Regions from separate parts of the Homo sapiens genome. Here region 2 is linked to region 1. The links are chromatin loops, found by intact Hi-C in ENCODE. Cell type or tissue: PC-3. All regions are shown on one strand. Links, peaks and the distances in the headings refer to the core of each region. The heading gives the core; the rest is flanking DNA. Region 1 has its middle 46 kb from the start of TIAM1-AS1. Region 2 has its middle 60 kb from the start of KRTAP19-8.

Evidence for each region. A loop is a pair of places that touch in the nucleus more often than their neighbours do. Peaks named below come from ENCODE experiments on the same cell type or tissue, not always from the same donor. Only the 100,000 strongest peaks of a DNase experiment are listed, where the experiment ranks them.
Region 2: a loop joins it to region 1, with 11 times the contacts of the local background. A loop is called at or near these places in 76 of 110 quality-filtered maps.

The regions. Positions count from the first base shown.
Region 1 is chr21:31,600,844-31,609,362 of GRCh38, forward strand. No RefSeq gene overlaps it. Among named protein-coding and RNA genes, the nearest start is that of TIAM1-AS1, 46 kb to the left of the region's middle. In PC-3, for the core only: a CTCF peak has its summit at 3,954 (motif pointing left); a DNase peak (open chromatin) is centred at 3,948.
Region 2 is chr21:31,094,082-31,102,600 of GRCh38, forward strand. No RefSeq gene overlaps it. Among named protein-coding and RNA genes, the nearest start is that of KRTAP19-8, 60 kb to the left of the region's middle. In PC-3, for the core only: a CTCF peak has its summit at 4,639 (motif pointing right); a DNase peak (open chromatin) is centred at 4,640.

The sequences.
Region 1 (8,519 bases), core at 2,661-5,160:
CCTAGCAAACCAACACAGATTTTGGGACTGGTACCTGTGCATTTGGCCTTTTTTGGAAATAGGTCCATTGCACATGTAAATAAAATGTATGTTAAGATAAGGTCATTCTGGAATAGGATGGGTCCTTATAAAAAGAGAAGAGGCCGGGTGTGGTGGCTCATGCCTGTAATCCCAGTACTTTGGGAAGCTGAGGTGGGTGGATCACTAGAGCCCAGGAGTTCAAGTCCAACCTGGGTAACATAGTGAGACCTTGTCTTTTTTCTTTTTTTTTTAATTTTTTTAAATTTTTTTTTAGACAGAGTCTTCCTCTATTGCCCAGGCTGGAGTGCAGTGGCGTGATCTTGGCTCACTGCAACCTCTGCCTCACGGGTTCAAGTGATTATTTTGCCTCAGCCTCCTCAATAGCTGGGATTACAGGCACATGCCACCACGCCCTGCTAATTTTTCTATTTTTAGTAGAGATGGTGTTTTGCCATGTTAACCAGGCTGGTCTCGAACTCCTGACCTTAAGTTATCCACCCATCTCGACCTCCTAAAGTGCTGGGATTATAGGTGTGAGCCACCGCACCTGGCTGAGACTTCATCTTTAAAAAAAAAAAAAAAAAAATTAGCCAAGCATGGTGGCATGTGCCTGTAGTCCCAGCCACTCAAAAGGCTAAGGTGGGAGGATCCCTTGAGCCAGGGAGGCAGAGGCTGCAGTGAGCTGTGATTGCACCACTGCACTCCAGCCTGGGTGACAGAGGAAGATCCAGTCTCAAAAGAAAAGAAAGCAAAAGAAAAGAAATACTTCCCACGTATATGTCAACTCCTTTCTCCCTTGTCTTTCTCAGCTGAAGAGAGTGGACAGTGAAACACTAATTCCAAGCCTCCTTTGAAGCTAGGTGTGACCATGTGATGCAGCTTTGAGATGTAGGCAATGAGATATCAGTTGAAAGCCCTGGGAAGCTTTCTTTTCCTGAATATAAAGGCAAATGCTTAAGAGGAGAAGGTTTTTGCTCTCTGTCCTTTGCCATGCCTCATTTTTCACACCTGGAATATGGATATGATGGTTTAAGGTACTGCAGCTATTCAGTGTCAGGAGAAGAAAATGACAGGCTGGGCGTGGTGGCTCACGCCTGTAATCCCCCACTTGGGGAGGCCAAGGCGGGCAGATCTCCTGAGGTCAGGAATTTAAGACCAGCCTGGCCAACATAGCAAAACCCCGTCTCTACTAAGAATACAAAAATTAGCTGGGTATGGTGGCGTGCACCTGTGATTCCAGCTATGTGGGAGGCTGAGGCAGGAGAATCACTTGAACCCGGGAGGTGGAGGTTGCAGTGAGCCGAGATCGAAATTGCGCCACTACACTCCAGCCTAGGGGACAGAATGAGACTCCGGAGTCCAAAAAAAAAAAAAAAAAAAAAAGCAGCAGCAGCAGCAGCAGAAGAAAACTGGATGCTAAAGAGAGGGAAAGGAGGCAGGGCGGGGCGCAGTGGCTCAGGCCTGTATTCCCAGCACTTTGGGAGGCCAAGGAGGGTGGACCACAAGGTCAGGAGTTCAAGACCAGCCTGGCCAACATGGTGAAACCCCGTCTCTACTCAAAATACAAAAATTCCCTGGGTGTGGTGGCGCGTACCTGTAATCCCAGCTACTCAGGAGGCTGAGGCCAGAGAATCGCTTGAACCCAGGAGGTGGAGGTTGCAGTGAGCCGAGATTGTGCCACTGCACTCCAACACTCCAACCTGGACAACAAGAGTGAGACTCTGTTTAAAAAAAAAAAAAAAAATGGAGAGAGATAGAGAGAGAGGGAAAGGAAAAGAGAAGGGTTCCATCAGCAGCTGCAGCAGTCCTTGGTTACCTGCTCCTGGATTGCTTGTTACATGCTTAAGCCATTGTTTTTTGTGTTTCCTGCTGCTCACGGCTAGAAGCTATTCCAATGGACATATGTTAGATAAATCAATTTGTAGCAGGTTGAATGATTGAAACCAAGGGATTTAATCAGAGCTGGTTTCATAGGGGTGTGACCAGTGCAGTCACACAGGGCCCCACATTCAGAAGGGCATATGCTTGACTTAAACCTCCACTGTCTCCACTTTGCCTGCATTTTCATTTTGCACTGGGCCCTATAAATTATGTAGCCAGCCAGTCCTGGGTTTAATGAATCAGTAGGATCCTAAATGAAATTGGTAAATGATCAATAAGCTCTGTCCTCAAAGTTGACCATTCGACATTTTTATTAAAGTCACAGAAGAGGACATAGAAGACACTATCAGATTTGTAAGTAGCACAAAATTTGATAAATGGCCAGTTAGTTAGATGACACATTTAATATTTTTTTAAAAATCTGAATAGTCAGGAAACTCAAATCTAAAAGAAGACATCTAACAAGAGATAAATGAGAACCCCTGTATTTGGATTTATTGTTTTTTCAAACACAAGGGCAGAACAGTTCATGTGGAAGGAGCTTTGTTGTAGGGTCAGGGGGTTGGGGTCTTGCAATTGCAACACTATGTGTCTCAAGTAAATCACTCCTTCTTTGGGTCACAATGCCTTCATTTGCATGCTAAGGGGTTTAGGTGGGTGATATAGGATCAGTCGCACGATTCTAAGTGAGCGATTGCCCTGGATTTGAAAATCTTGCCATATAGTGATACTTGGTAATAATATTTCATGTAGGAAGGAGTCATGTATATATCGTCTTAAAACTTGGAGCTGGTTGGTATCAGGTGAGTGGGTTAGGATTGATACCCCCCGGCCTTTTACCCTAGTGACACACACACACACACACACACACACACGTACAATATTAATGTGCATATAATAGTTATAACTGAAGATATCATATATATGATTTATAAGTCATTTTATTTTTATCACATTTTATTATAGTCACCCAGAATATACATTATCAAATAAAGGTTTGTATATAATACACTCCTAATGAGAAAAACTCATGTAATATTACCCTAACATTTATTGTTTAAAATTGATGTAATATTTTTCTAACATTCAAAAACCTGTTGGAATTTGGGTTGTCTTTTTGCCCATTTGTGGACATCAGAAATTGCCTTGTGTGTTACAATTGCTAATGATGTTAATACTACTTGTGGAGCATACCAGGACTGGGAAAGATTGGTTGTACAAAAATACAAGGAAAACATTCATCATTCATTTTTTTCTCATCATCATACTCCCCAACCCCACAAGAAATCAAGCCTCAATTGTCATGGAATTATTGGCTAGTGACCAGCAATAAAAGAGTGAAACAATTAAATAGAATCCAGTGCCCCCAGGCTTGTGCTATTAACATCAAAAGAGAACTTGGCTGGGTGTGGTGGCTCACGCCTGTAATCCCAGCACTTTGGGAGGCTGAGGCAGGGGGATCACCTGAGGTCAGGAGTTCGAGACCAGCCTGGCCAACATGGTGAAACTCCATCTCTACCAAAAATACAAAAATTAGCTGGGCATGGTGGTATGCGCTTGTAATTCCAGCTACTAGGGAGGCTAAAGCAGGAGAATTGCTTGACCCCAGGAGGTGGAGGTTGCAGTGAGCTGTGATTGTGCCACTGCACTCCAGCCTGGGAGACAGAGGGAAACTGTGTCTCAAAACAAAATAAAACAAAACCAGAACTCACCTCCTTTTCTTATTGCAACAATTAAATGAGATGATTCAAGCAAAGTGCTGGGTGCAAGGTAAGCCCTCAGTAAATGAATTCTTATAATCATGCCTCCACCTCATGGGCAAAACTACCAGCTAAATCCTTTTCAGTGTCAAAGAAATGAAATTCAAGGAAACTAAATCAATTAGAGCCAGACAGGAGGCTACCCGTCTTTGAACCGAAACAAGAGGAACAAGGCCAGGGTGGGAAAGAAGGCCAGGGGTGTAAACTTCGTTTCCATTTACACTAGAGTTACCTACAAAATGAAATTCTCCCAATGTCAAAACAACAGTGAGGTGGTGGCGCCACCTGCTGGTCACTAAGACACAGTTCTGTGGCAACTGAGGCTTGATCTCTTAGTGGTTGTGAGGAGGAGAAAATGAATGATGAATGATTTCCTTGTATTTTTGTACAACCAATCTTTCCAGGCCCTTTTGTGCTCAGCAGGTAGTAATAACATTGTTAGCAATTTTAACACACAAAGCAATTTCCGATGTCCACAAACGGGTAATTTTGCACTTAGATGATACTAGGGAAAACACACAAGCCTTGTTTTCGTAGGACAGCCTGGTCGAAAGAAAATGGATTTTGTAGTTCATCCCAAGTTCTAATTCCAGCGCAGCCACTTGCCGGGTGGTCTTGGGTGAATTACTTAACCACCCTTAGCCTTTTTTTCTCTGCTGTAGAGTGACTAACAGAGCCTTCGAACAGGGTCTGGGTAGACTTGGGGGCGGTGGAGAGTATCTCGAAGACTTTCCAAAGGCTTCGAAAGCACATGGGTGGTTTTAAGAGAAGCAGTGTGCAGATTCCCAACCTCCACTTTCTCCCTGATACGGTTTGGAACTGTGATCTCACCCAAATCTCCTGTCGAATGGTAATCCCCAGTGTTGAAGGTGGGCCTGGTGGGAGGCGATGGGATCTTGGGGGTGGATTTCTCATCAGTGGCTTAGCTCCATCCCCTTGGTGCTGTTCTCCTGACGGTGAGTGTGTCCTTGCGAGACCTGGTCGTTTAAAAGTGTGTGGCGCATCCTCCTTCGCTTTCTGTCTTGCTTCTGCCATGTAAGACGAGCCTGCTCCCCCTTTGCATCCACTATGAGTAAAAGTTTCCTGAGGCCTCCCCAGAAGCAGAAGCTGCCATGCTTCCTGTACGGCCTGCAGAACTGTGGGCCACTTAAGCCTCTTCTCTTTTTTTTTGAGACAGAGTTGCACTCTGTCGCCCAGGCTGGAGTGCAGTGGCAAGATCTTGGCTCACCACAACCCCCCCTTCCTGGGTTCAAGAGATTCTCCTGCCTCAGCCTCTTGAGTAGCTAAGATTACAGGCGTGCGCCATGATGCCCTGCTAATTTTTTTTTCTTTTTTTGAGACAGAGTCTTGCTCTATCGCCCAGGCTAGAGTGCAGTGGTGTGATCTCGGCTCACTGAAACCTCTGCCTCCCAGGTTCGAGCAATTCTCCTGCCTCAGCCTCCCAAGTAGCTGGGATTACAGGCACCCGCCATTGCGCCTGGCTAATTTTTGTATTTTTAGTAGAGACGGGGTTTCACCATGTTGGCCAGACTGGTCTTGAACTCCTGACCTCAAGCGATCTGCCCACCTCGGCCTCCCAGAGTGCTGGGATTACAGGTGTGAGCCACCGCGTCCTGCCTCGAGCTGGTTTTTAGACTTCATGATCCTTCCTCCCCTTTACTGGAGGAACGCATGCCAGTCACTTGCTCTCAGTTTTACTAAAGTTCACTTTCTTCCCAGGTAACCCCTGGGGACTAAACAAAGGCACAAATGGAAATACCTGTGCAGGGGATGAAAATGTGAATGACTAATAATAGGGTAACAAGCCCTGATGAGTCATTTTATTTCCCAAGCATTGTTTTACCCCAAATTGAAGGAAGACCTAATTGAGTTTCCTACTATTTAAAGTATTGAAAGTTATTTCACTAAATGATTTCTGACATATAATACTGAAGGAATTCAAAGGATTGATTAACGTCACTGTAATAAGCCTCTTTCCAGACCATCTCTTGATTTACGACAGGCTGGTTTCTCAGAGCATACATCTTTTTAAAATTATTATTAAATAATTATAGATTCACTGGAAATTGCAAAGATAGACAGGACTGATGTACCCTTCACCTAGTTTTCTGCAATGACTAATCTTATCAAAGGAGAATAGCAAAACCAGGAAATTGACATTGGTATGACATATGTGTGTAGTTCTGTGTCATTTGCTTACATGTGTAGATTCACATAAGGCATGGTGGCTCATGGCTGTAATCCCAGCACTTTGGGAGCCCAAGGCAGGCAGATCGCCCGAGGTCAGGAGTTCGAAATCAGCCCATGGTGAAACCCCGTCTGTACTAAAAATATGAATATTAGGTGGGCATGGTGGTGTGCGCCTGTAATCCAGCTACTCAGGAGGCTGAGGCAGGAGAATAGCTTGAACCCAGGAAGTGGAGGTTGCAGTGACCTGAGATCACGCCACTGCACTCCAGCCTAGGTGACAGAGCAAGACTCCATCTCAAAAAAAAAAAGAAGATATGGAATGATTTCATCTAAAAGATCTCCCTCGTGGTGCCCCTTTATTGCCACACCCACCCCATGCCCCCACCATCCCTCACCCCTGGCAACTACTGATTTGTAATCCATCTCTATAATGTTGTCATTTCAAGGACATTATAAAAATAGAATTATACATATATGCAACTTTTTTTTGAGACAGGGTCTCACTCTGTTGCCCAGGCTGGAGGGCATTGGAGCAATCTTGGCTCACTGCAGCCTCCAACTCCTGGCCTCAAGCAATCCTCCTCCTTCAGCCTCCCAAGTAGCTGGAACTACAGGCACACGCCACCACGCCTGGCTAATTATTTTATTTTTTGTAAAGATGGGGTCTTACTTTGTTGCCCAGGCTTGTCTTGAACTCATAGGCTCAAGTAGTCTCCTGCCTTGGCCTGCCAAAGTGCTGGGATTATAGCCATGAGCCACCCCACCACCTGCAACTTTTTGAGATTGGCTTTTTTCAACCTTCATAATGCTCTTGAGATCCATCCAAGTTGTTGCAGGTATCTATGGTTCTTTTTTTATAATGCTGAGTAGCTTCTCACAGGGCATACCTCTTTATGTATAAAAAATGAGGATAGGCTGGGTGCAGTGCCTCACACCTGTAATCCCAGGATTTTGGGAGACCGAAGCGGGCGGATGGCTTGAGATCAGGAGTTCGAGACCATCCTGGCCAACATGGTGAAACCCTGTCTCTACAAAAAATTAGGCGTGATGTCATGTGACTATAGTCCCAACTACTTGGGAGGCTGAGGTGAGAGGATCATTTGAGCCAAGGAAGTCGAGTCTGCAGTGAGCCGAGATCATGCCACTGCACTCCAGCCTGGGTGACAAAGTGAGACCCTGAAGAAAAAAAAAAAGAAATAAATAAAGAAAGAAAGAGAGAGATGGACAGAGAGAAAGAAAGAAAGAAAGACAGAAAGAAAGAAAGAAGAAAGAGAGAGAGAGGGAGGGAGGGAGGAAGGGAAAAGAAAGGAAAAGAAAGAAAAGAAAGAAGGAAAGAAAGACAAGAAAATAAAGAAAAAAAACTAAGGAGTGCTGGGATTACAGGCATTAGCCACCTTGCCAGGCCCACAATCTTTTATCTTAACCTGAACATTCCCTTTATTTATTTATTTATTTATTTATTTTTCATTTTTTTGAGACGGATTCTCGCTCTTGTCACCCAGGCTGGAGTGCAATGGTGCGATCTCAGCTCACTGCAAACTCCACCTCCCAGATTCAAGAGATTCTCCTGTGTCAGCCTCCCGAGTAGCTGGGATTACAGGCGACCGCGACCACGCCCAGCAAATTTTTGCTTTTTTAGTAGAGACGGGGTTTTGCCATGTTGGCCAGGCTGGTCTCGAACTCCTGGCCTCAGGTGATCTGCCCAATTCTGCCTCCCAAAGTGCTAGGATCACAGGCACAAGCCACCGCGCCTGGACTGAAAATTCCCTTTCTAGCAATCCCAGGTCTTTAGACAAACTCAACCAATTGTCAACCAGAAAATGCTTAAATTCACCTGGAGGCGCCCCCCCACTTCATCCCCTGCTTTGAGTTGTCCCTCTTTTCTGGGCCAGACCAATGAATTCAATGAATTTCTTAAATGTATTTGATTGATGTCTCATGTCTCTCTAAAATGTATAAAACCAAGCTATGCCCCAACCATCTTGGTCACATGTTCTGAGGACCTCCTGAGGGCTGTGTCACAGGCCACGGTCACTCATATTTGGCTCAAAATAAATCTCTTCAAATATTTTACAGAGTTCGACTCTTTTCCTCGACAATAGTAAACACTGTAATATATTTTTGTTGTTTTAATCAATTGTATACTACTGATTATAATTATAAATTCATTCAAATTAAAGGATCTTATAATTTTATAATCAAAGGAAATTGAAAATATTTAAATATACATATATAATATAAATGAATATTTGGCCAGGTGTGGTGGCTCGTGCCTGTAATCCCAGCACTTTGGGGGACAGATTACCTGATATAAGTCATGAATCCTGGTCTTTATTTAAGGTATGTTTTTTGGATGAATTCATGTAGGTAGAGTGCTTAGAATAATAACTAGTAAAAAGCAGGTACGTGTTAGCTGATGTCTTAGGACAGCTTCTCCAGAAGCAGAGGCTGAGAGAGGGATTCTTGTTCCAGTGACTTACTGCAGGAGGATCTTGGGAGGAGGGGGTGAGGGAGCAGGCTGGGCAGGGGAGTGAGTTAACTGAGGAAGGCTGTGGTTTTAGCTGGAGACTGACTTCAGGCTGACCCCAGGGGGAGCCTGCACTGCAGAGGGGTTCCACTTCGAGGCAAGGGAGCCGGCCTTTTGCAAGCTGTGAGCTGCAGCTGACA
Region 2 (8,519 bases), core at 3,409-5,908, 510 kb before region 1:
TCCAATCCATGAGCATGGGATATCTTTTCACTTTTTGGTGTCCTCTTCAATTTCTTTCATCAGTGTTTTGTAGTTTTCACTATAGAGATCTTTCACTTGGTCGATTAAATTTATTCCTAGGGCTTTGTTTTTGCTTCGGTAGCTAGTATAAATGGGATTGCTTTCCTTTTCAGATTGTTCTCTGTTGACATATATAAATGCTACTGATGGCCAGGCATGGTGGCTCATGCCTGTAATGCAAAAACTTTGCAAGGCCAGGGTGGGAAGATTTCATGAGCTTAGGAGTTCAAGAACAGCCTGGACAACAAAATGAGACTTTATCACTATGAAAATTTTTTTAAAAATTAGCCAGCTGGGACTTTAGTCCCAGCTACTTGGGAGGCTGAGGTAGAAGGATCACTTGAGCCTGGGATGTCTAGGCTTCAGTGAGCCGTGATCCTGCTACTGCACTCCAGCCTGGGTGACTGAGCAAGACCCTGTCTCAAACAAACAAATAAACAACAAATGCCACTGATTTTTGTATATTGATTTTGTATTTTGCAACTTCACCAAATTTGTTCACTAGTTCTAACAGTTTTTTGGTGGAATCTTTAAGTTTTTCTAAATGTAGAATCATGTCATCTGTAAACAAGAATAATTTGACTTGTTTCTTTCCCATTTGGATGCCCTTTATTTCTTTCTCTTACCTAATTGCTCTGGCTAGGACTTCCAGGATTATATTGAATAAAAGTGGTGAAAGTGGGCAACCTTGTCTTCTTCCAGATCTTAGAGAAAAGGCTTTTGATTTTTCCCCATTCAGTAGGATGCTAGCTATGGGTTTGCCATATATGACTTTTGGCCATATAAAAGTCATATGGCTTTTATTGTTTTGAGATATATTCCTTCTATACTCAGTTTGTCAAAAGTTTTTATCATGAAGAGATGATAAATTTTATTGAATGCTTTTTCAGCATCTATGGTAATTATATGGTTTTTTGTTCTTGACTCTGTTTATGTGATGTATCATGTTTATTGATTTGCATATGTTGAACCATCCTTACATTCCTGGGGTACACATGATCATAATGAATGATCTTTGCAATGTGTTGTTGAATTTAGTTTGCTAGTATTCTGGTGAAGATTTCTACATGTATATTAATCAGGAATATTGGTCTGTCATTTTCTTTTTTTGTTGTCTCCTTATCTAGTTTTAGTATCAGATTAATGCTGAAATCACTTTGAATTAATTTTTATATATGGAGTGAGGTAAGAGTGCAACTACATTCATTTACACGTAAAAATCCAGTTGTCTCAGAACCATTTGTTGAAAAGACTACTCTTCCCCCACTGAAAGAACCTGGCACCTTTATCAAAAATCCATTCACCATAGATGTATGACTGTCAATTCCATTTTGGCCTATATGCCTATCTTTGTAAGTATCACATTGTTTTGATTACTATAACTTTGTATTAAGTTTTGAAATCCAGAAGTGTTAGCTTTCCAATTTTATTCTTTTTTTTTTACTTTTATTTTAGGTTCAGGGGTACATGTCCAGGTTTGTTACATACATATATTGAGTGGCATGGGGGTTTGGTGTACAGATTATTTCAGCACCCACATAATAAGCACAGTACCCAATAGGTAGATTTTTAAATTATTTTTCTTTTTCAATATTGTTTTTGCTATTTAGGGGCACTGTGCAATTACGTATGATTTAACAATTGGCTTTTTCACTTCTGCAAATAAGGCTGCTGGGGAAACTATTTTTCAATAACTAAACTGAAAAGATCTTAACACCTAATGCAACTTTTTTCCAGATACTTATAAGTTTTCTGGAAAACCTAGTGACTGTACATGAAGAATCAAGTTAATCAGAGAGCAGATACTACCCGTGACAAAATGTCTAAGTAATGAGACTATTCCTGCTCAGGAAATAAAAGCGAAAAAAAAAAAAAAAACCTGTCTCATTTACATGTTCAATCAATCCAATCAATCACCAGTGTTTATATTTCTATTAAACTTCCGTAAAAGCCCAAAGCAGAGTTTCATTTTTACTTTTTAAAATTCTAGTATCTTTGCTAAAAACAATGCCTACGAAATAATGTCTTTGGGAAGGATGTCACCCAAGCCGATACAACCAAATAAGTTTTGATCCCAAAAGTGGTCCCATGGGGAAGAAAGTATATTCCCAAAGAGGATGATTTTACCCAAAAATTCTCTACGGCAACTGCTGCGCTCAGAATAGGCTTAACACATGCATACATACATACATCCACACATCTACACACACGCATTCTAATTCCAATCCGGTCACATCTTGGTTTGGAGTGAAATTTTTTACAAGCATATTAGCTACTTGTTTATTGTTTCCTACATCAGCTTTGTTGTCTTATATATGAGACTCTGTTTCCAATCAGCTTGTTTCTGCACAGGCCTTCAGAGCGCCCAGCACAGCCCCAAGCTCCTGTGGCAGCCTCACCAGCTCATCTGTTCTACCTGCAGCCTTAGCTTGTTCTGCACCAAGGCAACAGTTTTTGTGAATCAGAGTTTGAAAGCCTGAGAAATGGCCGTGCGTGTTGGCTGATGCCTGTAATCCCCGCACTTTGGGAGGCCGAAGTGGGCGGATCACGAGGTCAGGAGATCGAGACCATCCTGGCTAACACGGTGAAACCCTGTCTCTACTAAAAATACAAAAAAAGTTAGCTAGGCATGGTGGTGGGCGCCTGTAATCCCAGCTACTGGGGAGGCTGAGGCAGGAGAATGGCGTGAACCCGGGAGGCGGAGCTTGCAGTGAGCTGAGATCGCGCCACTGCACACCAGCCCGGGCGACAGAGCGAGACTCCCTCTCAAAAAATAAAAGAAAGAAAGCCTGAAAAATCCAGCCCCACCGTGTGTTATCTCTACGTCACCCCGGGTGTGTTAGCCAGGGTCCTCTAGAGGGACAGAACTAATAGGATAGATGTATATACACAGGGGAGTTTATTAAGGAGTATTGACTCACATCATCACAAGGTGAGGTCCCAGAACAGGCCATCTGCAAGCTGAGGTGGCAAGGAAGCCAGTTCAAGTCCCAAAGCTGAAGAACTTGGAGTCTGATGTTTGAGGGCAGGAAGCATCCAGCACGGGAGAAAGATGGAGGCCAGAAGAGTAAGCTAGTCTAGTCTTTCCATGTCCTTCTGCCATTTTTTATTCTGGCCGAGCTAGCCCCTGATTAGATGGTGCCCACCTAGATTGAGGGTGGGTCTGCCTCTCCCAGTTCACTGACGCAAATGTTAATCTTTTCTGGGAACACCCTCACAGACACACCCAGGAATAATACTTTGCATCCTTCAATCCAATCAAGTTGCCACTCAGTATTAACCATCACACTGGGTCATAACCCAAAATGTAGTTCCCCGCAATCATCTGACACCTCCTCTCTCCTTGTGTTCCTTCTGCTCTGTGCCCTTTGCTTCTCTTCCTCCCAAATCATCCCCTTGTGCCCTCTAGGACGTTCAAACCCTGATGAAAGGCCGGCTCCATCCTCAGGCTTCATCACATCACTCACTTCCATATTGCAGCTTCCTGGGTTTGCACCCAATTGAGTAAAGCCCAGCACACACATCTACATTCCAGTTGCAAGGGGTGTGTGGGAGGGCTGGGAAAGGAAGCTGACCAGATTTTACCTTTAGAAAGCAGGACAATGCTCCCGAGGTGAGACGCTATCTATGCAAGGAGGGTGTTCAACATTTGGACAGCCACGGCTGGAAGATGTCCACTACCCAGGTTTTCATAGTCATAGGCAAGGGGAAGTTGTGGCAGTGGAGGATTCAAGATAATTTTTTTTATTTTTTTTTATTTTTTTGAGACAGGGTCTTGCTCTGTCACCCAGGCTGGAGTGCAGTGGTGCGATCTCAGCTCACTGCAATCTCCACCTCCCGGATTCAAGCCATTCTCCTGCCTCGGCCTCTCGAGTAGCTGGGATTATAGGTGCCCACCATCACGCCTAGCTAATTTTTGTATTTTAGTAGAAATGGGGTTTTGCCGTGTTGGCCAGGCTGGTCTCGAACTCCTGACCTCAAGTGATCCGCCCTCCTCAGTCTCCCAAATTGCTGGGATTACAGGCGTGAGCTACTGCACCCGGCCTAAATTTTACAGGAAGCAGGACTCAGTGATGGATTGGATGTGGACTACAGAGAGAGATGACTAGTTTTCCAGCCTGAGCAACCTGAGAGAAGGTGAGGCCATTTACTGAGATGACGGAAGAAGATAAAGTGAAGGTGGAAATGATAAGTTCAGTTTGGGACATATTGGCCTTGAGGGGCTTTGTAAATTTTCAGGTTCTGAGGCTCCAGTGGTGGCAGCAGCAATCACCCGTGGCCTTGTGTGTGGCACCCAGCATCTGTTCTAATTCCATCCATCACCAGCTGATTCTCATTTCCCAAGCCTTTGTTCAGGCTATCGAACTCCAGGGATCTGAGTTACCCTCTCCTATTCCTAAACACTGTCCCCAGCCAAACCCCACTTAACCTAATTACTAGGCATGTGAGCCTGGGCAAACCGCTTCACTGCTCTAGGCCTCGGTTCCTCATCTGTAAAATGAGAGGGTTACAAAATATGACGTCCAAGGGTCCTTCTACGTCCATTCTGGTTCTAAATAAAATGCGGCACTTTGCTGATCCACCGCGAGAGGGCACCAGAGAAACGTCCTCGCACAGGACCGCGCTGAAAGTGCCCCGAACCAGCCAGGCACGGTACCAGGCGGGATGCTGTGAGGGAGGTGGAAATAAGGTGGAACGCCATCCTTCCGCATCCTTCCGCATCCTTCCTACTCGGGCAAACCCTTAGATCTGGGAAAAACGTTCGATAAGCAGCAACCGCAGCCAACATTCTATTTATCCCCTTTATTTCTTTATCAAGACAAAAATCATTCTCCGGCTCTTCACTGCCAGAACCTGTTCGTTAAATGCACGAATTTTCAAGGTAAATTAGATCCAACTGGCACATTACAATCACCTGGATGCTCTTAAATACACCGATGCTCCGCTCCCAACCCAGAGCAGCGTGAGGGGCCACAGCCCTCCCTTTAGCTAAAAGATGAACTTGGGACAGATTCCTGCTTGGGACGGGTTCCTGCTCATCTCCCACTCCTGGACCCCGGAAACTCACAGCCTGGTTGCTAAGTCAGATTTAACTCCTTTGTGGACATTGCCAAAAAAGCTTGAGACGATCCTACAGGTCTCCAGCAGGGAGCACGGGGGTACACGTCATACCCTCAAAGCTGGGTCGGCAAAAAGCCCTTGATGCGTGGCGAGCTTGCTCTGTTATCCTTACTACGAGAAGCAGAGTGGCATCTTGCTCCTTGGATTTCTAGCATACAGTCCTGTTATGATAGCTAATCGATAAACTGTCTGGCTTGGAAATGCACGGTCTTCCAGTCTTTCCCTCTGTGTGCGGTCTAATCCCGGTCATGAACACGAAACACAAAAGCTGCTGTTTGTGGTGTGAGCCACACCTTCCTCCCTCACCTCTAAGATGGTGAGAAAAGATAAGCTTATCCGCCCAATTCATCTGACAGGGTTTGGGAGGACCAGATACATGTATAGGTACATGTTCTGAAGTGTATAATACAAATGCAATCTCCAGGTGGAATTATTTTAAAGGTGTGATTAATTTTACTGTTGATAATATAATTATACAAGGGTGTCATTGTTTTCAAGGTAACGTTCACATCACAGTGTTTTATTTACAATAGCTAAAATGTAAATGATCTAAATATCCAACATTATCAAATATCAAGTTGAGACCCTCCCTTTGTTAGCAAGTATTTGAGGACCTATAGCGTGTTAGTCTGTTTTTGCATTGCTATAAAGGAATATCTTGGCCAGGCTCAGTGGCCCACACCTGTAATCCCAGCATTTTGGGAGGCCAAGGTGGGCGGATCACGAGGTCAGGAGTTCAAGACCAGCCTGGCCAATATGGTGAAACCCTGTCTCTACTAAAAATACAAAAATTAGCTGGGCATGTGGCGCATACCTATAGTCCTAGCTACTTGGCAGGCTGAGGCAGAAGAATCGCTTGAACCCAGAAGGCAGAGGTTGCAGTGAGCCGAGATCATGCTACTGCACTCCAGCCTGGGTGACAGAGTGAGACTCTGTCTCAAAAAACAAAAACAAAAAAGAAAAAGAAAAGGAATACTTGAGGCTGGTAATTTATAATAAAAGAGGTTTAATTGGCTCATGGTTCTGCAGGTTGTACAAGCATGGCTCCAGCGTCTGCCTCTGGTGAGGCCTCAGGAAGCTTCTAATCATGGCAGATGGCGAAGGGAGAGAAGGTGATGTCACATGGCAAGATCCAGGGTTGCCGGGAGGTTCCAGACTTTTATACAACCAGGTCTCACGTGAACTCACCGAGCAAGAACTCACTTATCACCTGGGGATGGTGCGAAGCCATTCACGAGAGACCTGCCCCCGTGATCAAATCACCCCCACCAGGCCTCACCTCCAGTACTGAGAATCACATTTCAACATGAGATTTGGAGGGGGCACACGTCCAAACTCTATCATTTGGTGTGTCATCCCAAAGGGAATCTTTGTAACCATTAAAAAGTATGTTATAGGAAGATGCTTAATGATAAGGGGAACTACTCATGATGGATAATAAATGAAGGCAGATAGTACAATAAGGTACAATATGATTCTATTTAAATATGCATTTATATATGTGTATAAGTTAGACACGTGTATACATATGAAAATATAGGAGCAATACCCAAATGTTAGCAATGGTTATGTAGAGGCAAACCGGATCTGCCATATATGGGTGGCTTCTTGTGTCATTTACAGACAGAAGAACAGCTAATATGACAACTAAGTGGGTTTCCCTCCATTTAAATTTATTACTAATTAAATTGTGACCAGGTACAATGGCTCATGCCTGTAATCCCAGTACTTTGGGAGGCCAAGGCAGGAGGACTGCTTGAGGCCAGGAGTTTGAGACCAGCCTGGGCAATACAGTGAGATAGTTTCACTACAAAGAATCTTTTTAAAATCAGCCAGGCATGGTGGCATTTTCCTAGCTACCTGGGGTGGTGGGGCAGTGAGGGGAGTGGGGTTGGGGGGAAGTGGAAGGCTGAGGCAGGAGGATCATTTGAGCCCAGGAGTTTGAGGTTACAGTGAGCTATGATCACTCCACTGCACTCCAGCCTGGGTGACAGAGTGAGACTCTCTTTAAAAAAAAAAAAAAAGTGTGTGTCTGTGTATAAATGTGTGTGTATATGTATATATAAGCTATAAAAATTTGAACTTACATTAATTTTGGAATTTAAAAAACAAAAGAATAATTCAAGCAAATGTACTTCAAAGAATGAAGGACTTTTCAGTTTTACAGCTCTGAAAATCCTCATGTTGCATCTTGCTTTTCCATTCCTATTTCAAATACTGAACTCCTTTCTAGCTCAGAAAAACAATTATTTTGCCTGTACCTATCTTAGATTCTCTGGCTGGTTCTCTAGCCCTGTAACTTAGACTAACAAAAGACAAGTTAACAAAAGAAAATATACAGATGTATTAGATAATGGTTTTATGTGAAACGAGATCCTTCATTAGGAAATAAAGACCTAAAGAAATAGTTAATTCTAAGTATTTTTTTATATATACTAGGTTTGATGAAGAGTAGTACCTGGGGTTTGGGGTTTATATGGGTACAGGATAGCGGGAGGTGGCAGGCCAAATGGCGACATCTGGGTGTGAAAACAGGAATGTCCCCATTTAGGGCTGCAGGTTTCCAGGCCTGGGGGTGGGGCCTTTGCCAGGGAACTGCCCTCTTCTACCCAGTATTTCCCTGTCTCCTGTCTGTGTATCAGCTTGTTCAGAAGCCCATCACCTTCTCAGGAAGTTCTTGGAGGAGGAAGATAAAACAGCTCTCAGGGAACAGGAATGCTAATGACAGGTGTATATCAGGGGCAGCTCATACACTTGTATCTGCCAGATTATAAGCACCTTTAAGCAGAAATCATGCTTATCCATATTATGCCCCCCACCTCTTATGTATAATAGGTGCTCAATAAATGTTACATGGATACGTTTCTCAAATCACCAAGGTAAATTAGATCTAAATATTTTCAATCCAATTACAAGACAGAGAAGGAAAAAAGGACTAAGTTTCTTGTTAGTCATCAATATTGACCAATAGTTCACTGTTCTACTGGCACATTAAAATCACCTGGAGGAAGCTTTTAAATACAGTGGACTCTGGAACAACATAGAAGTTAGGGACAACCCCCCATGCAGTCAAAAATTCATGTGTAACTCTTGACTTTCCAAAGACTTAACCATTCATAGCCTATTGTTGACCAAAAGACTTACCAATAACATCAAGTCAATTAACACATATTTTGTATGTTATATGTAGTATACACTGTATTCTTACAACAGAATAAGCTGAAGAGAAGAAAATGTTATTAGGAAAATAATAAAGAAAGAAAATATATTTACTATTCATTAAGTGGAAGTGAATTACCATAAAAGTCTTCATCCTTGTCATCTTCATGTTGAGTAGG